Linked DNA regions of Mus musculus: region 1 is linked to region 2. A link is a loop called in an ENCODE intact Hi-C map of the cell type or tissue named here. Cell type or tissue: left cerebral cortex. All regions are shown on one strand. Each heading gives the region's core, and the rest is flanking DNA. Links, peaks and the distances in the headings are about the cores only.

Region 1 (2,909 bases), core at 200-2,699, 79 kb after region 2:
TACACAGACCAGGAAGTCCTTTTGCTATCAGAAATTACACGAGTGTTTGTATGTTGAGACAGACGAGATGTAGCCCAGACCAGCCTGGAACTTGCTAATACAAAAGCTGACCCCCCAACTCCAGTGTCTGGGATTACAGATGGGCACCACCGAGCCTGGTTGTGAACCATATTCACCAAAGGAAAAAATGCTTGCTGCCACACCAAGGTCTCAAAATAAGCTGTAACCTGCTCCATACCTCCACTGTGGCCGCAGTGAATGTATGCTGAGGGGTACAGCTGAGCTGTGACGCTGTAAGTGATGCCGTCAGTCCCTGCATGTGGTTTTCTCTGGTGAGTCTGATGGGTAAGCATCAAAACCCACGGCCACAGCTACTGATGCTATTCAAACCCAGAAGCTGCCTTCCTCCCTAGACGAGGCATTTCCCAGCAGCCTGGGTGGCGGGATTCCTGGGCCCCAGGCCCCACAGTTGACTCACCACCTCGGGTTGTGGCTCCTGCTCTCAGTTTCCCTGGATTGCTCTGTGGGTACTCTCCCCCCACTGTGCAGGGCATTAATAAGGGTGAGGCACTTTGAACTCCTCAGATGAAAGAGGCTGGGGAAACAGCACCCCATTATTATCCCTCCGAAGCCAGGCGTGGGAGCGAAGCTGGCTGCCCCCTCCTGCTCTCAGCTATGGCTGCCCACACTGGGAAGCCAACACGAGCCACTTCAGGGCAGACTTTATGAAGAAGCTGCGTTCTCCCTCTGCCCGCAGCACAGAAACCCACCACCGATTCAACTCCATCGGTACTTGGAACCACGTACAGATGCCTCAGTGTTCCCTCTTGATTGACCGCAGCTCCCACAGCATGGTGGCTGGAACTTTTCATCAGTATGTATACCAAAGAGGGGCCACTCCAGAGTTACTTGGCAAAGTGAGCCACGAGGGAACCAGTCTCCGGACATTCCCTAGCTTGTTTCTCTCTGGATCGCTGTAAGAGACGTGTGAGGATTCTGTATTTGCAGGTTCTGTGTAAAATGCCGAGCCCTGCACACATGTAGCTGCGTGCAATTGGTCTATAGATAAAGTCAGAAAAGTCTCTGGCACCAGTGCCCCTTGGCCATCAGGCCCTTCCTGTCAGGTTCTATGGGGAAAACTAAGTCTACAGTGCCACCTACTGGCTGGAAACGCAAACTGCAGCCCTCCCACCCCCCAAACAGCACAAACAGCAAAGAGAAACATTCCCGTTCCCAGACAACAGTCCTAGCATACCTTAAATAACTCACTTTGCACAGATCGTTAGACAAGGGCTTCTACAGCCCAGGCTTGTCTGAAACTCACTATTTAGCCAAGGCTGGCCTTCAACTCCCAATCCTACTGCCTCCACGTCCTGTGCTGGGATTAGAGGCATTCACCCCCACACAGAATGGACTGTCTGAAGGACTCTTTTGCCTGTCTTTGGAAGTGCTGGGAGTTGACTCTGGCACCTTGTGTGTGCTAGCCACTACTAGCTATGTCTCCAGCCCAAGTTATGTTAATTTTTCAAACTTTGACTAGTATTTGAGAAAAGCAGAATAAAACCATGAGCCATGCAGTGGTGGCGCACGCCTTTAATCCCAGCACTTGGGAGGCAGAGACAGATTTCTGAGTTCAGTAGAGTGAGTTCCAGGACAGTCAGGGCTACACAGAGAAACCCTGTCTCGAAAAAACAAAACAAACAAACAAGGGGCTGGAGAGATGGCTCAATAGTTAAGAGCACTGACTGCTCTTCCAAAGGTCCTGAGTTCAGTTCTCAGCAACCACATGGTGGCTCACAACCATCTGAAATGGGATCTGATGCCCTCTTCTGGTGTGTCTGAAGACAGCGACAGTGTACTCACATAGATAAAATAAATAAAATCTTTTTTAAAAAAGCACTGAAGAACAACTAAATCACGACAAGAGTCCAGTGCATAGCTGTAATCTGCCTAGCCAAGGCTGTGAGCCCAGGCTGTGAGCCCAGGCTGTGAAACACTGACCTGAAGAAACAAGAGCGTCAGGCAAGAGCATCTGTCACCATGTCCCTGACCCGAGTTCAACCTCAGAACTCAGGGAAGAACCAGCTCCAAGTTACCCTCTGACCTCCATACACAGGCCCCCCAGCCCACACACGCGTGTGCGCGCGCGCATACACACACACATGCTTGAGCAACACAGACACACACTAAAAAAACGTTATTTAAAAACATTAATTAAATTAAATTTAATTAAAACGTTAATTAAAGACATTTCTTTGTTCTCCAAATCCCTGGGTCCAGAGGGTTGAAGAAAGGTTTAAGGTCACAAAAAAATAGAGACTCATCTCCTATCGTAGCATGCCCATCCACTGCAGCCCATGTAGAGCCAGTCCTCCTGGGGCTTGAGCTTGTCGGCACCACAAAGGGTGCTATGCGTGGCTTCTTCTCTAGAAGTCCTTTGCAGGGATGGAGGTTTCCTCCCAGCCTCTGCTCTGGCTGGACGTGGTTTTTGGGTCCGTACCTCGCTGAGGTGTCCCCGGCTCTCCAGGCCCATGTGTCACAGCTGCATGGCTTCCTGCTCTGCGGTCTGCTCCGAGGGTGCTAAGTACTTCTCCTGGATGCCCAGAGTGCTGAGGGGAGGTTAAGGCTTAGACACGGCAGAAGATGGGGGGACTGGCCTGGGCAGGAGCTGCCCTCTTCTCAAGACCACCACCCACACACATCTCTTCTGCCCCACCCCCCACAGGTGGGTATGAGCCGCCCATTGCAGCCCTCCCTTGGGGCTCCAGTTTCTTCCCCACAAAGGACCAGGGAGCACTGGCCCTCCAGTTGGTGTGGCAGATGCTCAAGAGCCAGGCCAGGGTGTCCAAATCCTGTCCCCATCACTCCCTTTTTCTCTTCTGCAAGATCACAAGTAGACAGAGTCCCTC
Region 2 (2,909 bases), core at 294-2,793:
CGAGTCAAGAGGCCTACTCCTCAGGTGTCACCACGCCGGGAAGGTGCGACTCACCGCCGCCGCCTCGGCCCCCGCCCTAGCTGGGGTCAACATGGCCGCCGAGGAGGGGGGCGGGGCGCTCCGAGTCCGGGCAGGAGCGGGGCGGGGCCGCCGTCGGCCGAGCCGGCGCGCAGGCGCGGCACGGACGGGACCCGGATGGAGGCGCTGAAGTTGGAGCTCCGCGGGGGTGGTCTGGACGCGCGGGCGCGGAGGATCCGGCGCCAGCTCTGCAACTCTGGAGTCCTCCGGGGAGGGAAGCTGTCAAACGCAGGCCGAGAGAAATTAGGCGGAGGCTGTAGAGAAGCGAGGAGCCCCGCCCCTCCGCCATAGCAGCCTCCGGCGCCGCCTCTTCCTTTGCAGCCTCCGGCCCTCGTCTGCTTCCGGCCCCGTTGCCTGGCCCGGCCCCGCGATTCCCCCGGGACGAAGCCCTGGGCCGTGGCTCCCTTGGGGTGAGGGTCACTGTCCCGTCCTGGGTAGGAACTGTGTCCGAAAAGAGCAGGCTGGAACGGGCTCCCAGTATGGCAGGGCTTAGCAGAAGGAGGCGGCTCGCTCCACGTTGCCTCTGGGTCATAACGCAGCACCCATTTGAGAGTATTAGCCTTCCGCAGAAAATCCAGGACTCCAGTTCAACAGATCTTTCCCAGTTAGGGCCCATCACCATAAGCTTCCAGCAACAACATGTGCTACAGTTGGAGAAAGTTCTGGGCTAAGCCTTGGATGTCCTGGCTGGACAAGGAATGCATACCCTTTGTTTATGGCAAAAAGCTCTCCTGACTGTGGACATAGGTTTTAGAAAGCAGTGCGTGAGGAGCTTTAAGTGGTGGGCGTGTCACTTGGCTCCAGTGAGCCTCAGTTTTCACATCCATAAAATGGCGATGGTAATTACACAGTCTTACTGGTGTCTAATGAGATCTCTGGAGCCTATTTCACGGGTAAATTAAAGAAAAATGAAACTGGTTGGTTCTAAGCATCCGGCCAGTTAAGAGTCTGATTTGGCAAGGGGCTTCTTTCAAAGGGGTGTTGGCAAAATAGCTAGAGAGATAATTGACTGTCTTGATTTTACTTTGTTTAACTTGAGTGTGGGTTGCATCTCCTGTGGCCACTGATGCCAGAGTTTGAAAGAGGGAAGGACTGAGAATCAAGATGCAGAGGTGGATTCAGTACTTTTCCTCTCTCTGCCTCCTTTGTGCGTGCGGATTGGAGGCCAGGGAAAAGAGAGGGAGGGAGGGAGAGATTGATTGAGTTTGAGTTGGGTGTCCATGTTTCTGTCATTTATTTGGGTTTAGTGAATCCAGTGTTGGAGATATCGTGGGTAGTCAGAAAATGCTGTTTCCTGCGGCTTAACTTTAAACTGAATTGTCCTAAATAAACCGACATGGAGTTGGGAGGTGAGGGGGCCTCCTTTTCTCCCGGTCTCCTGGTGATGAAGTAAGCAGCAGGCGCCCCCTCGTGCCGAGGATGGGGTACTACCGCTATTAACCAGTCTTGTTCCCTTGGCGGAGAATTTTTTCTTTTCTCCCATGCTTTCTGTGACTTTGTCATTTGCTTTTTTTTTTTTTAATTCTATTTTATGTGCATATGTTTATGTATATATGTGTGGAGCTACAGGTGCGCCTTGGCACACCTAAGTGAGGACAGAGAACAACTTTGTGGGAGTGTCTTCTCATCTTCAGCCTATGGGTCACTGTAGTGGCAAGTGCCTTTGCCCGCTGGGCCATCTTGCTTTCTAACCAGAAACACGATGGGAGAAATGCTTGGACCAGTGATCTTAGTTCTAGCGTCAGAAAACTTGACGATTCTCTATCCTGTCCTTGCTACTTCGTGCACTTGGGAGAACAGATGTCTGTTTACATGCTGGGTCCTGGGATATAATAGAGTTAGGAGACAAAGCCCCCGTCCTCATAAGGAACAGATAGGAAGATAAAGATGGCAGAGCATGAGGCAGTGAGAATATAGGGCTGTCTGGTGGGATCAGAAAATTCCAGAAAGCAAGTGTAGCCTAAAAGTTTAGAGGGTGTTAGCCACGTGAGAGAAGAAAGACGGGGCTCTTCCTCTCCTTGCTTAAACACAGTAAGAGCTGTGACTGCTATTAAATTGTGTTTTTAAAGAAATGCCTTGATGTGCATTCTGTGCCTCAGAATGGCACTGGGTTTTTGTATGAGTTTGCCGCCACTCCCGCGGAGATGGGAAATGGCTGTTTACCCCGTCCCGAGTGGTAGACTCTGTCTTCCCCGAGTTTGTTTTAGCAGTGGGAGCTGGCCGGAGTCCTGCTGAGCAGTGGTTTTCTTTTCCTTCTCCACTTAATTTAACAGACCAGCTGAACACACATCAGAGAGTGAAGCTGGCATGTGTAGTAATTACGGGCTTCTAGGATGGTTCTGTGCCCCACTTTGGGGACTCTGGTTTGGGAATTCGCTTATTATTCTGGGCAAAAGGGAAAATGGCACAGGTAAATAATAGCAGCCACGGCATTGACTTGTGCGGTACCTTTTAGTTCAGTCCATTTTACCATGATGACGAGTTGGTGAGATCGGAGGGGTAGAGAATAGTGTCCTGGTTTACACACACAGGACTGACTCTCAGAGGGACTAAGGGAGAACTTGCAAGTGACAAAATTGGGCTTTGAACCCGGGTCTTTGAGTCCTACATAAAAGCATTTCAACGGGCTTTTAAAAGTTCTGTGAGCTTAGCTTTCCAGCTTGTGCTTATCTGTGTGTTACTTACTGACTGGCCTAGAGTGCTTCAAGAGTGACACCCAGTGGTCCAGCTGCCTTCAGGATAGTCTTCCCACCGGGAAGCCAGGTGGCTCTGTTTGCCATGGCCATGTTGAAGTGGGTGATTCCCCTGGAGAAAATGTTATTGATTTGCTT

The links. Peaks named below come from ENCODE experiments on the same cell type or tissue, not always from the same donor. Only the 100,000 strongest peaks of a DNase experiment are listed, where the experiment ranks them.
Region 1: it touches region 2 in a loop (9-fold over the local background); 1 of 42 quality-filtered maps calls a loop at or near these places.

Annotation. Positions count from the first base shown.
Region 1 is chr4:133,591,026-133,593,934 of GRCm38, reverse strand. It overlaps Gpn2 (GPN-loop GTPase 2), which reads right to left. Exons shown (of 5, transcript NM_133884.2): 5 at 2,200-2,609. The coding sequence ends at 2,537. Among named protein-coding and RNA genes, the nearest start is that of Gm42324, 3.5 kb to the left of the region's middle. In left cerebral cortex, for the core only: a CTCF peak has its summit at 1,165 (motif pointing left); a DNase peak (open chromatin) is centred at 1,164.
Region 2 is chr4:133,669,898-133,672,806 of GRCm38, reverse strand. It overlaps Pigv (phosphatidylinositol glycan anchor biosynthesis, class V), which reads left to right and starts at 160. Exons shown (of 4, transcript NM_178698.5): 1 at 160-488. In left cerebral cortex, for the core only: a CTCF peak has its summit at 1,490 (motif pointing left); a DNase peak (open chromatin) is centred at 1,457; H3K4me3 peaks cover 1,169 bases; H3K27ac peaks cover 1,221 bases.